Regions from separate parts of the Homo sapiens genome. Here region 1 is linked to region 2. Evidence: chromatin contacts called from ENCODE Hi-C data. All regions are on one chromosome and are shown on one strand. Each heading gives the region's core, a stretch centred on a gene start or an enhancer-like site at or near the end of the contact. The rest is flanking DNA. Distances are from core to core; before and after follow the strand shown. Region 1 overlaps ARHGEF6 (Rac/Cdc42 guanine nucleotide exchange factor 6). Region 2 holds the start of FHL1 (four and a half LIM domains 1).

Region 1 (7,118 bases), core at 1,357-3,856, 560 kb after region 2:
GTTATAGCCTCTAAAATGATTAATTCAACTAATTGTAGCAAAGAGAAAATTTTCCATATTACAAGACTGTCTCCACAGGGGCCTTGCCTAATTCCTGTGCTGTCCTTCCCATTTCAAGGGTCAGCCTTCACCTAGGAGGCACTTGGCCACATTTGCCAAAAGAGGGGAAAAGCTACACTAAGCTCCTCCTATTTGTTGAACCAGGTCTGCCTCGTGAGCCACGATCCATATTTGTGAGGTCCTGGTCTGGTAGGGGTCCAGCTCGTGATTACAGAACCAAGCTAAAACATCTGTGCCACGTGCAATGACACCTAGCCTCCTGATTTTCTTGACATCATGCTCTAACCACCTGAGTTAACCAGTCACAGCAGTCTAGCCACATCTTAGTTAAGAAAAGAAGGCATACCCTACCCTGGTTCAGAACTGGTCATCTTTAATGTCATGTGGTTTCAGTAACACCCAATCAACTGCTATTTAAAGGTAATTTAAGGTTGGGGGTGATTATAATAGGTTCCATTACTCAAGAGTTAAAAGTCTAATCAACTGAAAAGCAAGTGATACATTGGGACCACAAGGACATATAGCTTATATTTCAAGCCTGTTTTTTAAAAAAGATTCCAAATATTTAGGAACATTCCAGCTCTTCCTTGTTCTTATTGCTCTTATTGAACAAAATCTTAAATTAACTTAGCTCATCTTGAATCACATTCTTTAATTCTCACAGCTGAGCACACTGCCTCTGTTAACCCCTGAACTTTGGTGGAAATGTCATTACATAGTGCAACAGAGCAAGCAAATCTGAGCTGCTTAGTCATATTTCACTGGGTGGTACCGCTCCTGGCCCTGTGAACGTGATCTGGGATGTGTGCACATAGCTCCTACTAAAAGCAGTCACAAAGTCAGCAACAAATAATGCTCTTAGCTCAGAAATTGGATTCATTACCCACTGGTATTCCACTTACTAGAATATAGTGGATGGCATTTCTACTCTGCCTGGTTTTAAATAATAGCTGTTCCTATTTGATATGGACCAAACTTAAGGGAGCAAATCTTGCTCTCAACTTTTATTTCCTCCCTTTCTCTCCAAGATCTAATTTGTGCCTGTAGCTGAAACAACATACAGTGTATTGGAAAGAGCACTGATGTGAGAGTCAGAAGACTTTGACTCCAATCTCAGCTTTGTCACTATTGAGCAGTTGTGAGGACCTTAGGAAAGCAACACTACCTTTATGAGGCTCCATTTCCCATCTGGAAAGTGTCTTTGAGCAAAGGAGCTCAGTGAGAGGTCTTGTGGTCCATCATCTAAATAGGAGCTTTTAAAGGCAGCATCTTGGCTGGGTCCCCAAGGCCCAGAATCAGGTCTTCAGTTCTCAAGGCTCTTGAGAATGGACTCACACTAGCCAAGCTCATAAAAGGCCAATGCATAAACCAAAAGGCCAATTTCTTAATTTTTACTAAAAATAAATGAAGCACTAAGAAGATTAAATACTCCCATTTTCTGGCCAGGGCACTCTCTCCCAATAGAGAAATCTCTCTGGTGAGCTAAATTATAATGAGAAATGTGTTGAGTACTACAGAATCAGAGCAAAGAGAGTCTAGGGTATTGCAGCCTAACATGCTTACAACCTGTTTACAAGCTGATTTTTCAAAATGTCATTTTTAAATGACCTATTTATAAATTCTGGCTTTATCTTGCTGCCACTGCATCGTGGCATTTGGACTGTGATCATGGACAGCTTTAACTCTCTATGTTTTCTTTTTGGCTCTGTGGATTTCTATAAAGTCACTTTACATAACTAATATGGACTCCTAGATTACTCGAACCTCATAGAATCTAGAGCCAGGAAGTTCAGCTCCATGGAGCTCCTATGACAGAAGCCAAGATCTGAGCTTTCTCCCTCACTCTTCATTAAGTCACAAATCTCATTCCCTGACGGCTACCTCAGCATCACCATAGGACTCCCATTCTTCCTTGTTAGCACTCCTATAGGGGAGAACCCCTTTCTCTATAACAGAGACTTTAGTTGAGTATTAAGTGTTCAGGTAAGAGGGGAATGAATGAAGAACAATATAGGCATCTTAGTGGGGCCAGTCACAGGATTAAATAAAGGGAGAGCAAAAGAGAACAACTGATGGCTGGGCACAATGGCTCACACCTGTAATCCCAGCACCTTGGGAGGCCGAGGTAGGTGGATCACTTGAGTCCAGGAGTTCGAGACCAGACTGGCCAGCATAGTGAAACCCATCTCTTCTAAAAATACAAAAATTAGCCAGGTGCAGTGGTGGGCACCTGTAATCCCAGCTACTCAGGAGGCTGAGGTAGAAGAATGGCTTGAATCTGGGAGGCGGAGGTTGCAGCGAGCTGAGATTGCACCACTGCACTCCAGCCTGGGCAACAGCGAAACCCCGCCTCAAAAAAAAAAAAAACAACGAAAGAAAAGAAAAGAAAAAGAAAAAAGAAGAAGGAACAACTGGTTTTGAATAATCTCACCAAAAAGAGAGTAGGCATGAAGGAAAGGGAAAAATGAAATATCTCTTGTCAATAGCCCTTGCCAAGCCAAGGACAGGAAGCAGGAGGCCTAGACTCAGCTGCCTCACAGTCAGCCAGCCATTGTGGCTTGGCGGGCTCCCACCCCTCCTCCTGTGCTCCTGTCACCAGAGCCTTTGCAAAAGCACACTGGTTGCCAGTTTTGCGGTGTGGGGTGGATGGGTGATCTCTCAGCTGCTGGAGCATCTGTGTGCCAGACATGAGGGTGTCTTCCCCAATGCCCCCACTCCCACCCCTTTAGAAACAGGGACTGACTCCCTAGTGTTCCAAATTGGAATGCGGAACACATTTTCCCAGAAACAGCATCACACCTGCCACTTAGCCTCTGTGAGTTCTATAGTTCAGCCACATTAAGTATTCAACAGGCTGTTGTGGGCCAGCCAGAAAACATAATCACCGTGTTGAGCCTTGTTTCTATGGGAAAATGTTTTCTGTGTCCCTAATAATCACTTAAAAATGAACTTTTGGAAAATAATTTGTTTTTACATTGAAGAGTGGCCAGACATGTGTTCCCAAATCAATGTCCAACATCCTTTATGCTTTTTCCTTGTCCCTTCATATAAAAGATGAACAAATGCCCTAGACATTCAGGGTACTATTTATTTTAGAACTCTTAGTGATGAGAGAATCAAGGTAAATATATGAAGTCCGTGAGAATACCCTCAGAAATTTCAGTAGTCAGCAGCTCCTCCGTGCCTGTTTAACAATCCAGGCAGTTAGAGAGGAGCCTCACCTATGGAGAGAAGGCTCCCTTGGTCCCTGCTTTCCTAGCAGCTACTAAGATTTAGGGTAGGAGCCCCAGAGCCTACCAGAATTTACAGCAGAGACTGGTGGTAAATAGCCCCACACAAAGACTAGGGAGAAACGAGGGCCATGAAACAAAAGAGCCACTGCTAGTCGCCTTCAGCAGCAGCCCTTCCAAGTATCACCTGTTGCTATCCATAATGTCCTCACTGACCTACCTTCATGTTTCTTTTTTCCAAACAGCTACAGCTTTATAGTCTGTAGAGATGTTGTAAATTTAAGCTGTCAGTGGTCTATCAGCCCAATATTCTTTATTCATTATGCAGGTACTGAGATTAGTCCTGAATTTCCTATTAAAAGGTAGGCTCTTTGAAGTCCGCATTCCCCCACAGACCTGGCCCCAATATTCAACATACACGAAATACTTGATAAATAACCATTCATTGGTTGATTGACAGGATGCTCTGTCAGAGAGACTTATAAAGGTAAATTATGCCTAGAACGTAAGCCCCATGATGTCAATTTTTTTTTCACTTCTGGATCCTCAGTGTCTAGAAGAGTGCCTGTCACGCAGTAGGCACTCAATAGATATTTGGTTAATTAATGAGAGTTTAGCTGTTCTCATCAATAGATGATTAATCATACTTGAAGAAAAAGTATTGCAGAAAGTATAATAAACTCAGAAAGAGATATCACTTAGGAAAGAAAAAAAACAATCTCCACGCAATTTTCCAGGAAACATGTAACATCTAAAATTAGATGTACCTGTGCTCATCAGCAAAATTAAGCTCTGTGACCACGAGGTGACCAAAGGTGCTTCAGACTCTACGGTTGTTAATTTTTTAAGTTGTGTGCTGAGTGTGGGCAACATCTGCAACTGCTTGCCTGTCCCAGGTAATAGAGGTTCCTCTAAATGCCATCACAAAGCACCATGACCTCATTATCATAGAGAAGAGAAGTTGCAAAGAACTGTGGGATTTTACTGCTTTTTCTGGAATTGGTTATATTTTCAACCGTTTTTGTTGTAAAACTGAATAAATGGCAAACACTACAAGCCACCCTCCCCTGTTCATGCCTATGCTCTAAAACTAGCTCCAACTCACAGCCAGAGCACAATGGGACACGGCAAAGCAACTCACCAGCAGCAAGAAGGGGTAACGTGTAATTGGAAAGACTACAATTCACATGCCCAAAATCCTCCTAACACCTGCTAAACTTGGAGGAAAGGATGCTGTGCCAAAGTTATTATTATTTTCTCTCTTTACTTAGAGATTACCTTCAGCCATTCATTTGGCAAAGACTTTTGGCTCTTCCCATTTATATATCTGTGTGATTCACTTTTTGAAAAGTATGTCATTTTCAGAGACACTCATCAATGCCTAACAGACATAAATTAATTAGTGAATCCTGCTCCAACTTACTCCAAACAGGATTTGCACTTAGGAAACAATCCAAACACTGTTAGGTGGGCATTCAGGAGCTCAGATCTCACAGACATCAGAAATGGTGCTTTTAGTTAGCACTCATGTCTCTCAAAACACAGCAAAGGCATCCAATAAAAAGCCTAATATAACCCAAGATCAAGTCCACCCTCTTCAGACTAGCATTCAAATTACTTCTCAAGGCCAGGCGCAGTGGTTCATGTCTGTAGTCCCAGCACTTTGGGAGGCTGAGGTGGGCTAATCACTTGAGGTCAGGAGTTTAAGGCCAGCCTGGCCAACATGGCCGTCTCTACTAAAAATACAAAAATTAACCAGATGTGGTGGCACACGCCTGTAATCCCAGCTAGTGGGGAGGCTGAGGCAGGACAATCGCTTGAAACCAGGAGGCGGAGGTTGCAGTGAGTTGAGATCGCGCCACTAGCCTCGGCAATCTAGCCTGTCACGCTCTAGCCTGTCGCACTCTAGCCTGGATGACAGAGCAAGATGCCATCTCAAAAAATAGTAATAATAAATAAATTTAAAATAATTTCTTCTCAAGCATCTCTAAGGTAGACCTTAGCAGGCCCATCGTTTCTCACCATCATCTCCTTATATGCTCCAGAATCTTCTTTCTTCACTGTGCCTCTCTCTGACATTTATACTTCTCCTTCAGAAAGTTCCCTCAATCATCTGAATGCTAGCTATCCTTCAGGGCCCAATCCAAATCACTCCCTTCCATGGTGTTTTCCCCAAACACTACGCCTCAGTACACAACAGGCTTCCCTATTTCTGAATTCCTCTTGCATTTAGGCTCTAGATTCTGGAACCACTAACTTGGACACCTAACCATACACTGCTAAATGCTGTTAAATTCCACTCTTTCACACATACATGCTGCCTCTGTCCAATAGGCAGGAGCCCACAGTGCCAGGCATGGTGCTCACTTTACAGACATTGGACAAGTTCTTGCTAAGTGTCAGTTTTCTCTCCCAGTCTAAAATTCAAACAGGTATGTCTTCCACCAGAAGCACCTGCCCTTTGGGCATGCCTTTCCGAGAAGGAAAGAGAGGAGGAAAAGGCAAATTTTTTAAAGTAGAATTTGATAAATCAAGGCTCATATATTTTCCATCACCTGCTAAAAATAAATTCTTTTTTTTTTTTTTTTTTTTTTTTTTTTTTTTTTTTTGGGACGGAGTCTCGCTCTGTCGCCCAGGCTGGAGTGCAGTGGCGCCATCTCGGCTCACTACAAGCTCCGCCTCCTGGGTTCACGCCATTCTCCTGCCTCAGCCTCCTGAGTAGCTGGGACTACAGGCACGTGCCACCACGCCCGGCTAATTTTTTTGTATTTTTAGTAGAGACGAGGTCTCACCGTGTTAGCCAGGATGGTCTGGATCTCCTGACCTCGTGATCCGCCCGCCTCGGCCTCCGAAAGTGCTGGGATTAACAGGCGTGAGCCACTGCGCCCGGCCAAAAATAAATTATTTTTTTTTTAAGAATATGATTTTAAAATGCTGACAAAGCATTTACCTCACCGAAAAGAAATGAAGTTACTGCCTGAGATCACTTTGGAGAAAATCACAGTCAGAGAATCCTCACATGAAGAGCTCACACCTTGAAAGCCCAGTGAAAGCAAGAGAGTTTCGGTAATAGAAGAAATAAGAAGTAGCCTAGAGACTGGAAAAGTAGAAAAAGGCTTCCATATGACATCACAGGAGCTAGTATCTCACACCTTTAATTTTCTTTTTTTTAATTTTTAAAAAACTTGAAACAAGTACCCTAGCTTGGCATAAAGTAATGTTATCTTAGGGGAAACCCAGCTTTCTTTCTGTCCTCATTTTTACCCATTAAAGAGTCATTTTTATGAATAAAAGTCAACTCCTGACCATCTACATGTAGACTCTTAAATACACAAGCTATCTAAAATGAAATTTTAGAAGTTCATTTCCATTCAAATACCCATTCATTATCCATTCAACAAATATTTGTTGAACACCTGGTGTCTATGCCAGGCAGTAATACATAAATTTGTTTTAAGATGAGAAATAAAAAGAACCCTATATAAAATCTGGCAAATGAAGTCACCCACAGGTACATTAGCCCTAAAACCATTTTCTATTCTGTTGTCTCTACTTGAAGGTGATTTTTTAATCTCAAATCAAGATTTGCCCCAATACACAACACACTCCCAAATACCAATCCTTCTTCAGAGAATGCAAAGTGGTTATACAAACAGTGTAAACGCTTATTTCCACTATCACAATGTATATTCTCACAAAAAAGTTGTTAAACTTCTTTTGTTAGTGAAAGACTGCAGTCTCCTGATCTGCATACATTTCTCAGAAATTATTAGTACATACCTCTCTTTTGCTGGAGACCTCCTCATGAAGAACATACAAATTAGTGTT
Region 2 (6,142 bases), core at 3,218-5,717:
ATTTGTTACAGGTCTTCTTTCATACCTTTTCCTTTTCTCTGAGATTCAGAGACCCTTTGGGGAGGCTGAATTTCAGGTTTGTTTTCATTAGGACCTTACATGACCAAATCCCCCCTCTTGGGGTTCCAGGGGTGCTCCTTCATTTTACTCTCTGATGGGTATGCCATGAATTGTGACATTTAAGCAGTGACTTTGCAAAATTGGACGTGTCAGTAGGAAAAAGTACTCTTCCCACCTTAAAGATTGACAGGAACATGAGATGGCTGAAGCTGTTCTGAGCTTTTTTCTGGCAAGAGTACATAGGACAAGAAATACTCTGGAGAGCTCAACATTGAATCACATCATATCATAGTGCATGACTAGTTGCCTTAATCTTGCAGTTGGACTCACTCAGGAGAAATTGTTGGCAGAGGGATTAAGTAGCCTGACAAAATTATATTGAGAAAAAAACTTGCAGTCTATTAATTTATTAGTAGTAGATATGAGGGAAAGAAGAGTCATGTAAAAAAAAAAAAAAACAACTGGACATGAAACCACGGAGAAATCCACAAAGACTCCATTACAGTTTGTTATCAGCCTCTTGCCCCTGGCCATGACTAATGGCCAGTAATTGTCTGAATAAGTTTTTAACCATTTGGAAATTTCTTCAGGAAAAGAAAAATCTAGTAAAGGGAGAAGGGTGACCACAAGTCAAGCTGTGAATGAGGAAGTCCTGAAATGTGGGCTAAGTGGGTCACTGAATTTGCCGTGTTTGATTCTTCGGTTGCACCACTTTGAACTTTTGAAGTTTGATCCTCCCAGTGGTGTTTCTGAGGTAGAGAGGCTAGGATTAGATTGCAGTGTGAGAAATCCCACAAACGTGATTCTACTGTAATCTTACTGTTCTCTCTCGCTCCTTGATAACTGGGATCCCATTAAAGGGGGTTCATTATTGACATCTCAGAAGAAACTCATTGTGAAGTCTAAAATAAAGTGCCATTCTTCCCTACACCAGCTCTGCCTCCCATATTCCCCATTATTTTCCCAGTCACCCAGAGTCACAACCTCAGAGAGATCCTTGGCTCCTTCCCCTTCTTTCAGTTCTTGTAGCCCTGTCACAGTGTCCCTTATATCTAGTTTTTCCTTTCCATGCCCATTGCCCCTGCCTCTCATTCTTTCAGTCTTTCCTTGCATCTCAGTGGACAATTGCATTACCCTGTGCTGTCTTCCCTGCCTCCTCTCTTCTCTGAGATCTGCTCTTCTTATCACTGCTTGCATGACTCCATCTCATTCTCCCCTTGCACCAGTTGCAGAAAGATCCTCCGTGTGTGGCTTTCCCTCCTCTCTAGCTTTCGGTCCTACTACTTCCTTATCTTGTGCTTCTGTCACACCCCAACCCCCCCCAGCTGCATCCTGCTTCTTGAACACGTCCTGTGTTTTTCTCATACCTTAGGTGACATGGTACCATTTTCTTGGAACACTCCCTCCCCCTTGTCTGCATGCCAAAGTCTTAATCATTCTTCAGGGACCAGGTCAAATGCCGTGACATCCATCAAGTCTTTTCTCATCTCCAAACCAGATGTGATCTCTCCCTGTGATAAATGTCAGTAACACTTTATACCTTTCTTGTAATACTTGTAAGGCTCTGCCTTGCATAGTAGTCATTTGCATATTTATCTTGTTACACTTGAAAGTAAGGACTGTATTTTATTCTTTGTGACCAGTAAAATACCTTGCACCACATAGTAGGGCATCTGTCCAATAAATGCTTGTCATATACAATAAAGCAATGGCTGGGGCGGCATTATCTACAGGTTAACCCAATAATAGGTCATAATGTATCTGCAGATAGTAGGACCATAAGGATGTGTAGATAAACCCTGAAGTAAATGATTCGCAGAGGGTCACATGGAAGGGAAACAGGGAGTTTGATACCTAGCACTCACTGAAAAAAGCGTCCGGATACTGCTAGAGTGTGAGACTAGAAGGCCTGAAATGTAACCATCATACACCAAAGAGAGTTGCTCCCAAACACCAGCCAACTCCACCAATAGTATATAAAGGTGCGTTGTAAACAGTACAGTGATTCTTAAAGATATTATTAAACATCATACTGTTAATATATAACAAGATTGACTAATATGCCAATGAAACCCGTGACTCCAGGTACCTGTGAAATAGCCAGCAAGGGTTCTGAGCCACTGATCCAAGACAGGACAAAGTTACCAACTATTCTTCCTAAGAAATTGTTTCTCATCATGCAAGGGGCTGTTTCTGTCTTGGTTTTGTGGAAGGTCTAATTCTGTGGCTTGAGGACATCTGCAGTAGGGCCAGATGTCAGAGCAGGTAGTGGTCATGCTTCATGAAGTTTTTAGGAGGGCACAGTTACCTGGTTGATGCAAATGGAAGTAACTGGAATAAATGCTATTGTTGCAGGCCCAAGCTCCCAGTCCATCCTGGCTGGTCATAGTTGACTAATTCATGGTGGTCAAAAAGTGATTCTCTTGTCTTTGAATTTTCTCTTGTATTTTAGGCAAAACAGATTTGTTTTTTGATACTTTCATAAAGCTGTCTATCCATATTCTGTTGTCACTTTTCAAAATGATCAGAAACCTAAAGAACTACCATACTTGCCTAAAAGAAGACACTTCCTGATGCATAGCTTGAAACAGGAATTGACTTCCTAAAGGAAAGTATTTGGCACACCAAGCCTATTGTTCACAGCGCTGCAAGAGAGGCATTTCAACATACATGGGCTCTTCCTAAAAATATAACTTGCTAAAATAAAAAATTCAGGGTTCATTAAGGTTAATCATCTAATAAAGTAAGAGAATTTCCTCTAGGTGAAAAGTTTCAGTTTATTTTAGGGGTGTGGTGTTGTTACAACTGGCTAATCTCCGCACCATAATTTAATCAGGCTGGATGAGAAAGAGACTAGAAAGGCGTGGAGCCAGAGCACAGTGTAGCTTCTCTTCTTTTCCCAGGCTTATTTTTTTCCTCTAACATGTAATAAATTTACTCGTAACAACCTGGCTTTTATTGTGTCATTTTCTAGCTAACTGGGAGTTACTGATGTCAGTTGTCTTTTAGAATAACTTTTCCTTAAACATTTGAAGATCGTAAGAATTGGGGAACTCATTCATTCATTTATTCATGGAGCATTTACTGCTCACCTACTGTGTGCTATAGGAACATGAAGACAAGCAAAGCACTGCCCTGGCCCTCAACCTGGTAGGGGAGATGTGTGAATAGGGCCAAAACCACTTAAACAAGACAGTGGCTATAAAGGTGTCTGTACCAGCGAGAAGGTCAGCTGCCTTCCTTGAAGTTGAGTGGCCAAAACCACTTTCAGGATTGCAGGTGGGACTATGTTTTGGAGGCTTGATGGATTTTTCAGTTATTTAGTTCATTCTTTCAAGGAATAGTTATTGAGAGCCTCCTGGGAGCTGGGCAGTGTTCTAGGCTCTGGGGCCACTGCAGTGAGCTCCAGTACTAAATCCCTGCCTTCATGGAGCAAAGCAGGAGATCAGACAGCAAGGAGAGAAATCAGTGCAATACCAGCAGACTTGAAGTAGGGAAAGGAACAACCATGACTCTGGGCACAGGGGACAGTGAGGAGGCCAGTGAGGTGGGAGTGAGGGAAAGGGGGCTAAGGGTAAGGCCAGAGAAGGAATGTGGAAGAAGGTCCTGGAGGGACTTGGGGGCTTTCTTTTCCTAGAACATGCTCCTAATAGCCAGCCCCCAGACATCTGATGGCCTGTTGAGCTATTACAACATTTTAGGTTGATGTCTTCATTTTCATTCATGTTTTTCCTTTTATTGTCCCTGATGCTGAAAAACAAGAGGTTGAGTTTGTGAGACAAAATGTCTTCATTGTGTGTGTGATGGGGATAGGCATAGTCTCCCCATCTTGTTCTGTGCTGTCTGCCGTTAAGGAGGTGGGGAGATTACGATCACTCTCCTTTCCTGTACAGTAATCTGCTGATCTCTGGAACATACTAAGGAGGACATAGAGTGACAACATCTATAATCCCCTTAATCTCTATATTCATACTGTCTAATCTCCTTGAGTTACACTGGTAACATAAGTCTATCTCTTAGAGTTACTTTTATCATTAACAGCACAAAAATGTATTATTTACAGGGCCAAATGCAAGCTCTTGAGGCATATAAAGTGGATTAATAAGGTTGGCTCAGCGTTAAGCTATGCCAGAGCCGAGTCCAAATTTTATTCCGGTACAGGGATGACTTTCTATGTGGCCTCTCTGGCTCTGGAGCTAATTTGGATGCTGAGTAGCCCCGCAGGTATTTATATGTAGCGTTTGGTATTTTTACTGGGTCCTATTCTTCTCCCTTGGATCACCTAAAATGGTTAAGAATTTTCTAGTGGGATTAAGGTTGTGATCTCTGGGGAGGGGTGGGACATCTGCTCTCGGTTATTTTTGTGTTAGCCGCTTCCCCTTAAATGTATGTTCACAAATGAGCCACAGCCTTATCAGCTGGGGTTGAGGGAAGACTGGTCTAGGTGCTGCTCCTGAACTTGGTCTCTGAGCCATGGCTTCCCATAGACACTCAGGTAAAACTTCATGCTCTTTATCTTATATTGAGCACAGTTTTGTTAGGGCAGTGAATCCGTCATTGGGCTAAAAGATGGTTTTTGATGAAATGATTTTAGTCTTGTCTGAATAGTAAATAAATTATAGCTTGTCTCTGTTTTGCCTTTGCCTTTCATGCTATTTCAAAGACAAAATATTGTTCAAGTACAATGAACAGTTTGAGTGATTTATTTTAAAAAGAAGTATATAAACATGTTACCACTATATTTTTACCTTTTTCAGGACATCTCATGAAACTATAAGAGATTGTGGGAGGAAAGGTTTTTCTGGTTAGGAATTTTTGGCTTTCTTTTTTATAAGATACAATTCTTCATCTTGACAGTGCTTTACATCCAAGGTGTTTGGAGAAGGTAAATCGAATGTGGAGCTGAAAGGAGGAACATTTGTAACTAAGAAAGTCCATAATGACCTAGCACATCTTCCCTTTTGCTGACAATGTTTTAAATCTTCCCGAAGTAACAGCTATGTTCCTTTTGATATGCTAAGTATGTTATTAATTGTTTTTAGCAGAAAAAGGGGCACATTTTGGACTCCTTGGGACATGAGCATTTTCTTCTGGTTTTGTAACCTTACAATTAAGGAAGCCCTTTGGCCATCGACAAGAAATCTATGAACTAGGGGCTGAGGGGCCAAAAGCCCAGTTATTTGAAGCCAGGAGGGTGGCTGTGGCCCTGTGGCCCTCTGCCTAAGTAACGGTTCCCTTTCTTGGGGCTGGTAAAGTCAGACGGTTAGATATAAAGAAGGCACTTCATCCTGTCTCCCAGCTTTCAGATTAAGGGATGTCATTATCTATGTTTTTTTTTTTTTTTGAAAAATCATTTTTTAAAACTCATTGCCTGTCAATATTTAAACAATGGAAATACTTTAGGAAATTTCTCTTTTTGGGGTTTTAAATATGCTGCAATGGAATGCCCTACCTTAATGAATTAATATGTAATGTCTTCCCTGTTCCCAAGTGTTCAAAAGTTGTCTGGTTTTTTTTTTTTTCCAACCCTCAGGAGCTGTTTCACAAACATGGTACCAAATGCTTGAGATTGTGGTTATCAGCCAAGATACACATTCTCTGGGTGTAGGCAAACTAGTCAGCTGTGCTAGTTGTCCTGATGAACCTTAAATGCATGTTACCTGGTAGAATAACTCTCATTTTGTTTACTAATTAAGTGACAGAATAGTGACAGAAAGTTTAAAAGTTTAAATAGTGACAGAAAGTTTATAGCATACCCAACCTTGGGTTTTAAATTGCACCAAATTCTTATGTCGTTCTTGTGTATGTAAGTCTGGAGGCTCTAATAACTGTGGCTAAATGGGACCAATTATTTATACCTTTTAGATGATTTTTGAATTCAGGAAATTGCATTTTGTATTGCATTAGGTTAATAGATTCATGAAAGCAGAGAAGAATCAGTCCATGAGACAGAGAAGTCCTCATAGAAAATCAGTGTTGCCCTGAAACGGGCTCAGTATGGGCAAAATAGAAGCTAGGATAATTGGATCCAAATCCATTTTTAGTGACTATCCATATACTGAGAGGACATTTCAAGGACAAA

What was found. Hi-C counts contacts between places; a loop is a spot of excess contacts on that map. Pooled maps may share reads with other maps.
Region 1: a loop to region 2 is called in a pooled map of psoas muscle, with 2.5 times the contacts of the local background. The contact joins the enhancer-like site here to the promoter of FHL1 in region 2. A Hi-C loop is called at or near these places in 1 of 168 maps with a recorded cell type or tissue (gastrocnemius medialis) and 2 of 50 pooled maps.

The regions. Positions count from the first base shown.
Region 1 is chrX:136,752,170-136,759,287 of GRCh38, forward strand. The region is part of intron 2 of ARHGEF6 (Rac/Cdc42 guanine nucleotide exchange factor 6); the gene reads right to left. Among named protein-coding and RNA genes, the nearest start is that of ARHGEF6, 25 kb to the right of the region's middle. Within about 2 kb of position 2,607, at least 6 of the 41 ENCODE cell types and tissues checked have a DNase peak (open chromatin) inside an H3K27ac peak, as active enhancers do; they include gastrocnemius medialis, where a contact is called at or near this core.
Region 2 is chrX:136,192,580-136,198,721 of GRCh38, forward strand. FHL1 (four and a half LIM domains 1) reads left to right here and starts at 4,468. Exons shown (of 6, transcript NM_001159699.2): 1 at 4,468-4,555. The coding sequence starts at 4,534.